Linked DNA regions of Homo sapiens: regions 2, 3 and 4 are each linked to region 1. The links are chromatin contacts, found by Hi-C or POLR2A ChIA-PET in ENCODE. All regions are on one chromosome and are shown on one strand. The core of a region is the stretch at or near the end of the contact, and the rest is flanking DNA. Distances in the headings are between cores, read along the strand shown.

Region 1 (2,912 bases), core at 23-2,522:
TTAGTAGAGACAGGGTTTCACTGTGTTAGCCAGGATGGTCTCGATCTCCTGACCTGGTGATTCGCCCGCCTCGGCCTCCCAAAGTGCTGGGATTACAGGCGTGAGCCACCGTGCCCGGCCTATCTATATATAATTCTATGTATTCTATCTATATAGCGATATATAATTTCTATCTGTAATGCAAATCTACATGTGATTTCTATCTATATATACATGTAGATAGAAAATTTAGGGAATTCACTGCAGGTGCTGCTTGCAGTCCACTTTTAAAACCTAACATTACATAATAAAACACTATTTTAAGAAGCTGCACTAGGCCGGGCTTGGTGGCTCACGCCTGTAATCCCAGCACTTTGGGAGGCCAAGTCGGGTGGATCACAAGGTCAGGAGTTTGAGACCAGCCTGGCCAACATGGTGAAACTCCGTCTTTACTAAAAATACAAAAATTAGTCTGGGGTGGTGGCGTGCGCCTGTAGTCCTATTCAGGAGGCTGAGGCAGGAGGATCGCTTGAACCCGGGAGGTGGAGGTTGCAGTGAGCCAAGATCGTGTCAATGCACTCCAGCCTAGGAGACAGAGCGAGACTCCGTTTCAAAAAAAAAAAAAAAAAAAAAAAAAAAAAAAAAGGAGCTGCACGATGCTCCCCTTGGGCGTGTACCATACCTTATTTAACCATTCCCAAACTGTTTCCATTTTTTCTGATGTTAAATAAACTCTAAGATGTACAGACGTCTTTTATCTGGCTCTCCGATTACCTTCTGCAGATAAACTCCTAGAAGTTACTGGGGCAAAGGGAGTGAACCTTTAATTTTTAATAAAATTTTTTAAATTACAGAAAAAGCCGTAGTCGTCAGATTCTACTTCCTAGGCGGTCCACAGGGATTTCAACAAGTTCGATTCAAACCATCCCAAATTCCCTCCCGGCACTAAGTTTTCCTCGGTCTTGGGAAACGTGGCCCCGCAGTCCGCACTCACGACTGCGCACAAACGCTGGCCTCTTTCCAATGGCGAAACTTCTCGACACGCCCCCGAGGCACCACCTCTTTAAAATTTAAAACGAAGGCCCAGGCCAATGAATGCTAAGCTTCTCTCGGACCACAGAGACCCGCCCACCGTCACTCCCTCCACCAATCAGACTGAAGTTTTCTCCACTGCCCCTCCAATCACCGCCAAAAATGGAAGTTGCTCTCGTAACTTACGTAAGGCAAGCAGCCAATAGGAGCAAACCTTGGAAACTAGCTCCCCCAATAGCAGCAGTTCCTGGAGAGCGCGGGAGCCTTTCGACCAGGGTCCCAAAGGAAAGCAGTGAGTGGTGCTGTTTCCCTGAAGGAAGGGACTAAGGGACGGTGGCGCGGGCCCGGACCGGGGCCCCGGGGCGGCGGCACGGCCGATATGGCATGCTGTCACAAAGTAATGCTGCTGCTGGACACCGCGGGCGGCGCCGCCCGCCACAGCCGGGTCCGGCGGGCCGCCCTGCGCCTCCTCACCTATCTGAGTTGCCGATTCGGCCTGGCCAGGGTCCACTGGGCCTTCAAGTTCTTTGACTCGCAGGGGGCGCGGAGCCGGCCGTCCCGCGTGTCTGACTTCCGCGAGCTGGGGTCCCGCTCGTGGGAGGACTTTGAGGAGGAGCTGGAGGCCAGGCTCGAGGATCGCGCCCACCTGCCCGGCCCGGCGCCCAGGGCCACCCACACGCACGGCGCCCTGATGGAGACGCTGCTAGACTACCAGTGGGACCGGCCCGAGATCACGTCGCCCACGAAGCCGATCCTGCGGAGCAGCGGGAGGAGACTGCTGGACGTGGAGAGCGAGGCCAAGGAGGCCGAGGCCGCGCTCGGGGGCTTGGTGAACGCCGTCTTCCTCCTGGCCCCCTGTCCGCACTCGCAGAGGGAGCTGCTGCAGTTCGTGTCTGGGTGCGAGGCCCAGGCCCAGCGCCTGCCGCCCACCCCTAAGCAGGTGATGGAGAAGTTGTTGCCCAAGAGAGTCCGGGAAGTCATGGTCGCCCGAAAAATCACCTTCTACTGGGTGGATACCACCGAATGGTCTAAGGTAAGGAAGGTTACTGTCGTCTCAGATGGCGTGCACGGTGCTTTCCTTGCTAACCAGAACTTGGCAGCGTCCTTAGAACAGCCACAGACCCCGAATGAGACTAATATGACTATGCGTCCCTTCGGAAGGAAACAAATAAATAGGAACAGTTTTCACAACAAAATGGGTAGTTCCTCACTACCTACTGTTTAAGACCCCTCACAATTTGGGCCCTACCTGCCTTCCCAGACTTGATTTTCCTACACACTACATCTACTCTAGCATATTGAAGTCCAGTCCAGAAAATCAACAGGTCTGGACTGCTTGTTTTGTGTTATGTGTGTTGTTCAATCTGCCTGGAATGCCAGTTCTCACTCTTCCAGGCCAGTCTTAACTTCACTTACCCTTTAAGGCTTCTTCTCCCAGTGACAACTGCTCAGTCCAGCGTCTGAATTGCCATACACATTTTGTGTGGCACTTAACCATTTCTCCATATGTTTTGATTATGCACATCTCTCACCCTCCATCTAGTCTAAAAATACCTCAGAGGCAAGCAGCAGGTTTTAACACAATACCCAGGGGTGTGTGTGTATGTGTGTGTGTATATATATATATATATATATATATATATATATATATATACACACACACACATATATATACACATTTATTTATATACATATATATATTTATTTATTATTATTTTTTGAGACAGTGTATGTCGCCCAGGCTGGAATGCAGTGGCTCACTGCAACCTCCACCCCTCCGGGTTCAAGCGATTCTCATGCCTCAGCCTCCCAAGTAGCTGAGACTACAGGCCCACGCCACCATGCCTGGCTAATTTTTTTGTATTTTCAGTGGAGACCAGGTTCCATGCTGCCCAGGCTGG
Region 2 (2,806 bases), core at 113-2,612, 1.1 Mb before region 1:
ACAGAGAGCTGGGTTGGGCAATGCCTGCTGACTCACCACAATCCAGTCATGTCAGTCTTTGATCAGAATCTCACTCACCAAGGACTTTCCTGTTCAGGGACTTTCAAGAGGTTGTTCCTTCTTCCTAGAATGTTTTTCCTCACATTCTTTCTTCTGGGAGAGTCCTACTCATCTTTCTGATTTCAATTTAAATATGACTGTCTCAGAGAGACATTTCTCATAAAGAGAAAAACCTGTATTCAGAAAGTCTGAGGCATTCCTTGACACTCACCATAAAATCAAAATGTGATGTATTTGTTAAACACTCTTATAGTGCCTTGTGTTTTCCTTAACAACACTTATCAGGGTCTGCATTTAGTTGTATGATTATTTGGTTACTGACTGATCCCCTCACTCAACTAGACTGAAGTACTCTGAGAACCAGAGCTACTTCTGCCTTATTCATTACAGCATCTCTATCACTTAACATACTCTCTGATGCATAGTATGGGCACAATGAACATCTGTAGGTTGAGTAACAAATATTTGTCAAGCGAGCGAGTAAATGAATAAATCAAGCAAAAAGCACAGAAGAGAAGTTTATAGTTCTCAACAGACCAAGACAAAAACATCTCGGATTCTGAGGAAACATATCACCCTTCAAACACTTTCTGTAGCGACCTCACACCTTCACAGCCACTACACTGTTTTTGCCCATGCTTCCTCACTTGCCCCTCACACAGATAGCCCCATGAGATAAAACAGAGTAGGCTTATCATAGGCATCTGACAGATGTGCCCACCGCCTCTTGTATTTCCTTCTTAACATTCATCACATCACAAAGACTTTCTCCCTCCAGACTTGTAAGCTCCTAGTGACACGGACCGATTCTTGTTCACCACAGGATCCCTATTGTGTTGCATGAACAAGAAGTAGAGTATCTCCAAAGAGTTGTCTAAGGTGACAATAAACACGGCCAATGAAAAGAAACCACTTTTTGTTGAACATCTATGTACCAAACCAAGTCAGTAAGGTAGGTACCATTCTGCGGATAAGTACCGTATACTTAAGTTCAGAGAGGTGAAATTACTCGCTCAAAGTCACGCAGAATAAACGTCACTCTGAACCCTGCATCTCAGTCCCACCTGCTGCAGTAGAGACGCCATCTCTTCCTGCAATGGGGTCAACGGCTTGGAGACTACAGGTGGCCGCTGCAGGCACAACGCGCCCAACAAGCGCCATGGGGATCCGTTGCTTGAGGGTGCGGCTGCAAGAGCCAGGCTGCGAGAGCTTAGACTGCCGGCCCAGAGCCTCTCGAACCGCCGCCAACCCCCCGCCACCCCTAACAGCGTCCGCCTTACGGGCGCCGCCATCTTTCGTTCTCCCACAATGCACCGCGGCTCCCAGGGATCCCTCAGCCGCGGGAGCGGCAAACTAGGGGAAAGCTCAGTCCCGGAACTGCTAGAACGAACCATTCGCATATGGAGGGGGTGACCCACCATCTCAGAACATTAAAAAAGGGAAAGAATCCCCTGGTGAACTACAGTGAAAGTCTTATTGAGCATTTAAATGGAAATAAAAATATTCAGTGGACCTAATGAAGAGTAGATGACTTTCCCTTCTGTCCCCTCCCCGACAGGCACTCATGGTACCGGCGCCGGCGCAGCTGTGACTGTCGCTGCAGACGGAAACTGACTGGGGTCAATTCAAGTCATGCAGGCTGTGAGAAACGCGGGGTCGCGGTTCCTGCGGTCCTGGACTTGGCCCCAGACAGCCGGGTAACAAATGACTGCCCCCTCGAGCCCACCGCCACCTCCAGGACTATGCTCCTACTCGTGTCCCTTGAGCCACCCGGGCCCCAGTGACCGTTAGGCCGTGGCCCTCACCGAGCTTTTCTTCCCAGCAGGGTCGTGGCCAGAACGCCGGCCGGGACCATCTGCACAGGCGCTCGACAGCTCCAAGACGCTGCGGCCAAGCAGAAAGTTGAACAGAACGCGGCTCCCAGCCACACCAAGTTCAGGTGAGCCCCACTTGGACCAGCCCTCTGGAGACCCGCAACCCCTGACTCTTGCCCGACACCCTCCAGAGTCAGAACCAGTGAATTTTCAGCTATGTCACTTGCTATCCGTGGGACCTTATGCAAATAAATCTGAGCCTCAGCCTTCTCATCTAAAAATGCGGATAATGCTGAGAGAGGTTGTGAGAATCAGATGAGCCGTGGTACAGAGTAAATGTTCAGTGAACATTCGTTAAATCAATGAGTGAATGTGAGATATCCATAACATGTATCAGCGTTCTTTTCTTCTGAGATGGAGATCTTTTCAGACCAATAACCTTCCCTGCCTCCAAAACAAAATGGGGAGGTAGAGGGCGCTAGCGATGGAACAGATGTTCCTGCACGTCTTACGGATGGTCCAGGGTGGGTTTTGTGCTCAGCCCTAGGAACTGGCATCTTGCTTCCCACCAGTGCCACCACCTCTGTATGCTGTATACACATCCACTTAACTTCACATCCATTTAACAAACATTTACCAAGAATCTACTATGAGTGAGACACCATGCTAGGTGCCGTGAATACAGATACAAAAGATCATTCCTCCCCACAAGTAGTTCACAGTCTTTGAGGGAAGACAAACATGCAAACATTTTAACCATAATCTGCTCAATAATATAATGGAGGTAAGCATTGGTTGGAAGTATGAAATCATAAGTGTCTAACTCCTGGCCGGGTGCAGTAGCTCATGCCTTTAATCCCAGCACTTTAGGCGGCCAAGGTGGGCGAATTACTTGAGGTCAGGAGATCGAGACCAGCCTGGCCAACATGGCG
Region 3 (2,763 bases), core at 13-2,512, 1.4 Mb after region 1:
TGCTACAGCGGGCAGCTGCCGGGGGCTTGGCCATGCTTACCTCCATGCGGCCCACGCTCTGCAGCCGCATTCCCCAAGTGGTCAGTGCCTCTTCTCAGTGGGGGAGGAGGGACGGACCAGGAACTCCCAGCAGCAGCTGAAGGGGGCAGTCCTAGGGTGTGTGGGTGTGTCCCTTGCCAAGGTTGAGCCTGTTGCCCAGGGGTCATATCTACCCTGTTTTTCTCACAGACCACACACTGGCTGGAGATCCTGCAGGCCCTGCTTCTGAGCTCCAACCAGGAGCTGCAGCACCGGGGTGCTGTGGTGGTGCTGAACATGGTGGAGGCCTCGAGGGAGATTGCCAGCACCCTGATGGAGAGTGAGATGATGGAGATCTTGTCAGTGCTAGCTAAGGGTGACCACAGCCCTGTCACAAGGGCTGCTGCAGCCTGCCTGGACAAAGCAGTGGAATATGGGCTTATCCAACCCAACCAAGATGGAGAGTGAGGGGGTTGTCCCTGGGCCCAAGGCTCATGCACACGCTACCTATTGTGGCACGGAGAGTAAGGACGGAAGCAGCTTTGGCTGGTGGTGGCTGGCATGCCCAATACTCTTGCCCATCCTCGCTTGCTGCCCTAGGATGTCCTCTGTTCTGAGTCAGCGGCCACGTTCAGTCACACAGCCCTGCTTGGCCAGCACTGCCTGCAGCCTCACTCAGAGGGGCCCTTTTTCTGTACTACTGTAGTCAGCTGGGAATGGGGAAGGTGCATCCCAACACAGCCTGTGGATCCTGGGGCATCTGGAAGGGCGCACACATCAGCAGCCTCACCAGCTGTGAGCCTGCTATCAGGCCTGCCCCTCCAATAAAAGTGTGTAGAACTCCACTGTGTGCCCTGTCCTTGGGCAGGGAGGGCTGCTGTGAGTGGGAGTCTCTGAGTGGGTGAGTGTGGGTGAGTATGGGTGTGAGCTGGGCGTGGGTGAGTGTGCAACGGAGCTTCACAGTGGCAGACCCACCTCCATGGAAGGAATCCAATGGATTCCCCAACCAGGGCCCACTGAGTTGCTTCTTAATCCTACTGGAGGGACAAAGGGTAAGCCTAGGAAGCTAATCAATAAGAAACTCACCAGGTGCGGTGCCTCAAGCTTGTAATCCCAGCGCTTTGGGAGGCTGAGGCAGGTGGATCACTTGAAGTCAGGGGTTCGAGACCAGCCTGGGCAACAAGCAAAACTCTTTCTCTATAAAAATACCAAAAAAAAAAAAAAAAAAAAAAAAAGAGCAGAGTGTGGCGGCATGCACCTGTAATCCCAGCTACTCGGTAGGCGAAGGTTGCAGTGAGCCCAGAGCGCAGCCTCCCAAAGTGTCGCCTGGGCGACACAGCGAGACCCTATCTCAAAAAATATTAAACTATCCCAAGAAATAAGTCGTTTAGGGTAGAGACTCCCATATGCTGGGCCTTCAGTACGTTTGTCTTTATATTGGGAGTCCTCTGTGGCCTCCGCTGAGGGCGCTGGGGCGGGGGTTGGGGTTGGTGGCCAGCTGAGCCTGGTTGAAGGGCGGCTTGGGCCCCGCCCACCACCCCAGCACGTTCGAGGAGGGCTAAGCCCAGCGTGAGGCTCGTTGGCTCGACAGAGGCACGTGACGGGTCCTGAGCCAATCCGTGGAAGGTAAAAGCTGCTTCCTGTTGGGGCATGAGTCCGGCGCGTGTCGGGTTTTGAGCTGCCGCGGTCCCGGGACTGAGGTGGGTGGCGGGGTCCGCCCGTCTTGGGCGTCACTCCTCGCCAAACCTTTAGCTCAAGTCTTAATGAATGTCCTCTCTGTGGTTCTAATCCGAGCTCCAGCCCCACGGGTTCCTGCAGGGGCGGGACCACCTGGCCCAACCTCTGCCTTGGTCCAACGCCCCCGGTTTCCTCCAGGGCCTTGGTCCAACGCCCCTCGGAGGTTTCAGCCCATTTCACAGACCGGGCCGCAGGGCCCCGGCGTAGGCCTCGGGACCGGAGAGGCCCTCAAGGGGAGTTGAACAGGGCTGCGGCCGCCGCGCCCCGGGCGGCGACGTCACCGCCCTTGCTGGTGATTGGCCGCCTCGCGCCGCGCGCCCTTCAAACCTTTTCTCCCCGTGGCTGTCGGCGCCCGCTGGGCGGGAGGCCTTTCCGGAGGCGGCCGCTCTGCGCCTCGGCGTTTCCTCCAAGGCTGCCCACCAGAAGGACCTGCCCGAGAGGGTAGAGGGCATAGGGTCAAGATCAAGGTCAGAGGCCCCCTTGGGTTGGGAGAGGACACGGAAGGGGTTAGGAGCCCAGGAACTGGGGTCTCAGGAGAGACCCAGGATCTGACTTAAGAGGCCTGAAAATGCCCATGCAATTCTGCTTCAGCCCGGGTGCAGCGGCTCACGCCTGTAATCCCAACGCTTTGGGAGGCCGAGGCGGGCGGATCACTCGAGCCCAGGAATTTGAGACCAGCCTGGGCAGCATAGCGAGACCCCTGTCTCTATTATATTAAAAAAAAAAAAAAACAAACCCGCTCCAGCCGAATCTGCTTGAAGTTGGCGTTGCTGTTGTAACCACCAGACTGTTTGTCTCCCCATTTAACGGTTAGCTCCTTGGGAGCAGACAGCTGTCCTCACTGGCAGAGGAGGAGCGCTCAGTAAATGCTCGCTGGACGAATAAATGGCTAGATAAGGTACAGTTGAAATTCTGTCTGTATAAGTTTCTCAAAACCAGTAAGATGTCCAGGGATAATTTTTTTGTCAACACTAAATACTGGATTCAGTAAGCTAATACTGTGTGTTT
Region 4 (2,700 bases), core at 6-2,505, 1.1 Mb after region 1:
TTTAATAGTATCATATTTTGGTTTCAATTTACCATAGAAGATTTTCAGGAGGGAGGTAACTTGAACAGATTTTTACATTTTAGAAAACTCTTTCTGCGTATTATGTGGAGAATGATTATTTGTATACCAAAGTTCATAGCAGCATTATTCACAATAGCCAAAAGGTGGGAATAACCAAGCATCCATTTATATGGATGAATGGATAAACAAAATGTAGTATACATGTATAATGGAATATTATTTAGCCTCAAGAAGGAAGAAATTCTGATACATGCTACAACATAGATGCTCCTTGAAGACATTATGCTAAGTGAAATAAGCCAATCAGAAAAGAGCAATTATTGTATGATTCAATTTATATGCGGTACCTCGCACTTACAGACAGAAAGTGCAATATCGGCTATAAGGGGTTGTGAGAAACGGGTAACGGGGAGTTACTGTGTAACAGGCAGATTTTCTATTTGGGATAATGAAAAAGTTCTGGAGATGGATAGTGGTGATGGTTTCACAACAATGTGAATGTACTTAATGCCAGTGAACTGTACACTTAAAAATGGTGAATTTTATGTTAGATAGATTTTATCACACACACAAAGAGGAGGGAGGGCGGGAGGGAAGGAGAGAGGGAAGGAAGTAGAGAGGGGAGAAGAGAGGAAGAAAGGAAAGAAAGTAAGATCTGGCATCACAGGGCCCACATTCCCGCGTGTCAGCAATAGGCTGAAACAGAAGCATGGTTTCTCACGTGTCCATGGAGGCATCTGAGTGTGTGCCCACTTTCCCGGTTCAATGACAATTTGCACCTGCTCGTGTAGAGGGGTACGGGTGAAACAGAGACCAGTATTATTAAGGGGATGGAGAGGAGAGACCGCCAAAACATCGCAGAGACACACCGTCGGAACCAAGAGAATGGGGTGCAGACGCCTGGCTTGGCCTGTGGGAACTGGCAAGTCTCAGCTCTCAAACGCCCGGGCTTTTCAACCCGCCACAGCCGGGTTCCAGCTGCCTACTTCCTTTAAAGCCTTCACCGACTCTAAAACACCAAAAACAAAGACCCAACTAGCTCCGGAAGCCCGAGATGTAACCGTAGTCATCTGACCCTCCCGTCCGGACTCTGATTGGGCTTTGGAGATACGCGTCCCTCCCGGCGCTGTACGGCGACCCCGCCCCAGCAGCCTGAGGGGGCGGGAACAGATGTCCGAGTGCGACAGTATTGGTCGGCTTCCCCAGGAAGCAGCCAATCGGAATAGGCAAGCTTCCGGCGGGAAGTGAGCCAGGGCTTGGCGCGGCGGCCGTGGTTGCGGCGCGGGAAGTTTGGATCCTGGTTCCGTCCGCTAGGAGTCTGCGTGCGAGGTGAGTACCGCGCGCGTAACTACGGGTCGGTCCGCATTGATCTAGCCCTGCTCTGGCGGCCCGGCCCGGAGCTGGAGGCCGCTCGGGTTCTTCCGTTTCCTGCACTGGTTCGCCTCGGCCCGCTGAGTCCTCTAGTCTGGCCAACATCCTGGGAGGACAGCAGATACATAAATACGTTCCCAAATGGGGAAACAGAGGCCCGGGGCGGGGGCGAACTCTGCCAAGGTCTCCCGGGGCGTCGGAGGCCGAGCATGGGCTAGGACCTGGCATGTTGTTGCCCATATACTCCAGTGCGTAACATGATGCCCTGCACAGAGTAATCCCAGCCCAGACCTCTGGCACTACTACCTCCGTGTCCCTCCTGAGGAACAACGAAAACACTTTGTACTTTTTCTGTGGCCTTCCATAATCACGAGCTGGGCTACTCTTGTTTTTGAGTGTCTACTGTGTGCCATGTTCCTGGCACCCTTGATCTTACAACTGTAGCTTTACGATATCCCAGCAAAGCGAAGTGCTTAAGAATACTGCATCAGATTGCTTGGGTTCGAATTCTGGCTCCTTCACATTTAGCTCTGTGTCTACTGCACGTTACTGAAACACTAAGTGTCTTGGTTTTCGTCTGTCATATGGGGGAAATGGTCTCTTCTACTTCCTGGCGTTTTTGTTAGGATTAAACGACTTAATATATGCAATAATAAATGCTTCGAAGGCTACCTGTTACATAGTACACAGTAAGGGTTCTGTTATCATTACCCAGAGAAGCGGATGAAATTGTCCCCATTTTAGACATGGAGAATCTGAAGTACAAAGAGGTTGTCTCCGTACAGAAAGAGCATTTGGTGATTAAGTGCTAGAGATACAGGATTTGAACTAAGCGCCTGATTTTAAAGTATGTCCCACAACATTAGGCTTTCTCCTATAGCCCTCACCTGTCCTTAGGTCACACAGAACTTTAGGTACCTCATGGCGTGAGATGGAGCAGGTGACTGACAGCTCCTTGTGCCACCCATGCAGATAAATAACACTGGTGTGTCACTGTCAAGATTAAGGGACAGGAATTCGAGAGACTGCATGAGAGATCAGAAGATGAAGAAGCGGGTAGGCAAAAGTATTCTGTTTGGGGAATAGTAAATAGAATTAATTAAATCAACATTTTGTTAGCTGGGCTGCTTATACTGTCAGACAGTAGCTTATAATCTACTGGGAAGAAATGAAATTTCTGGGTCCTGTGTCACTTTCAATGCCACTCACCATGACAGGTACCTTATAAGTATAGTTTACAGTCCTATCAGTAACCTGGAGAAGTAGTTATTTCCTTCGTTTTACTGAGGAAACCAAGAGTTAAAAAAT

Evidence for each region. Hi-C counts contacts between places; a loop is a spot of excess contacts on that map. ChIA-PET counts read pairs that join two places held with the same protein, here RNA polymerase II (POLR2A). Pooled maps may share reads with other maps.
Region 2: a map of CD14-positive monocyte shows a loop between it and region 1 (6-fold over the local background). The contact joins the promoter of MRPL46 here to the promoter of TICRR in region 1. A Hi-C loop is called at or near these places in 4 of 168 maps with a recorded cell type or tissue (CD14-positive monocyte, CD4-positive, alpha-beta T cell, CD8-positive, alpha-beta T cell and 1 more), 1 of 37 single-sample maps with no recorded cell type and 10 of 50 pooled maps.
Region 3: a loop to region 1 is called in a pooled map, with 11 times the contacts of the local background. The contact joins the promoter of RCCD1-AS1 here to the promoter of TICRR in region 1. A Hi-C loop is called at or near these places in 4 of 50 pooled maps. POLR2A ChIA-PET finds 5 or more read pairs at or near these places in 2 of 52 experiments (HepG2 and naive thymus-derived CD8-positive, alpha-beta T cell).
Region 4: a pooled map shows a loop between it and region 1 (7-fold over the local background). The contact joins the promoter of BLM here to the promoter of TICRR in region 1. A Hi-C loop is called at or near these places in 6 of 50 pooled maps.

Annotation. Positions count from the first base shown.
Region 1 is chr15:89,574,197-89,577,108 of GRCh38, forward strand. TICRR (TOPBP1 interacting checkpoint and replication regulator) reads left to right here and starts at 1,273. Exons shown (of 22, transcript NM_152259.4): 1 at 1,273-2,044. The coding sequence starts at 1,391. RefSeq lists a silencer at 1,261-1,550 and an enhancer at 1,672-2,200.
Region 2 is chr15:88,466,026-88,468,831 of GRCh38, forward strand. It overlaps MRPL46 (mitochondrial ribosomal protein L46), which reads right to left and starts at 1,363. Exons shown (of 4, transcript NM_022163.4): 1 at 1,125-1,363. The coding sequence starts at 1,352. MRPS11 (mitochondrial ribosomal protein S11) reads left to right here and starts at 1,683. Exons shown (of 6, transcript NM_022839.5): 1 at 1,683-1,757; 2 at 1,883-1,999. The coding sequence starts at 1,693. RefSeq lists enhancers at 1-897, 1,364-1,533.
Region 3 is chr15:90,953,231-90,955,993 of GRCh38, forward strand. RCCD1-AS1 (RCCD1 and UNC45A antisense RNA 1) reads right to left here and starts at 1,263. Exons shown (of 2, transcript NR_170325.1): 1 at 1,105-1,263. UNC45A (unc-45 myosin chaperone A) reads left to right here. Exons shown (of 20, transcript NM_018671.5): 19 at 1-80; 20 at 229-863. The coding sequence ends at 486. RCCD1 (RCC1 domain containing 1) reads left to right here and starts at 1,654. Exons shown (of 8, transcript NM_001017919.2): 1 at 1,654-1,718. RefSeq lists enhancers at 11-511, 1,336-1,890, 1,691-1,800 and a silencer at 2,021-2,150.
Region 4 is chr15:90,716,091-90,718,790 of GRCh38, forward strand. BLM (BLM RecQ like helicase) reads left to right here and starts at 1,256. Exons shown (of 22, transcript NM_000057.4): 1 at 1,256-1,350. It overlaps CRTC3-AS1 (CRTC3 antisense RNA 1), which reads right to left and starts at 1,050. Exons shown (of 4, transcript NR_120372.1): 1 at 891-1,050.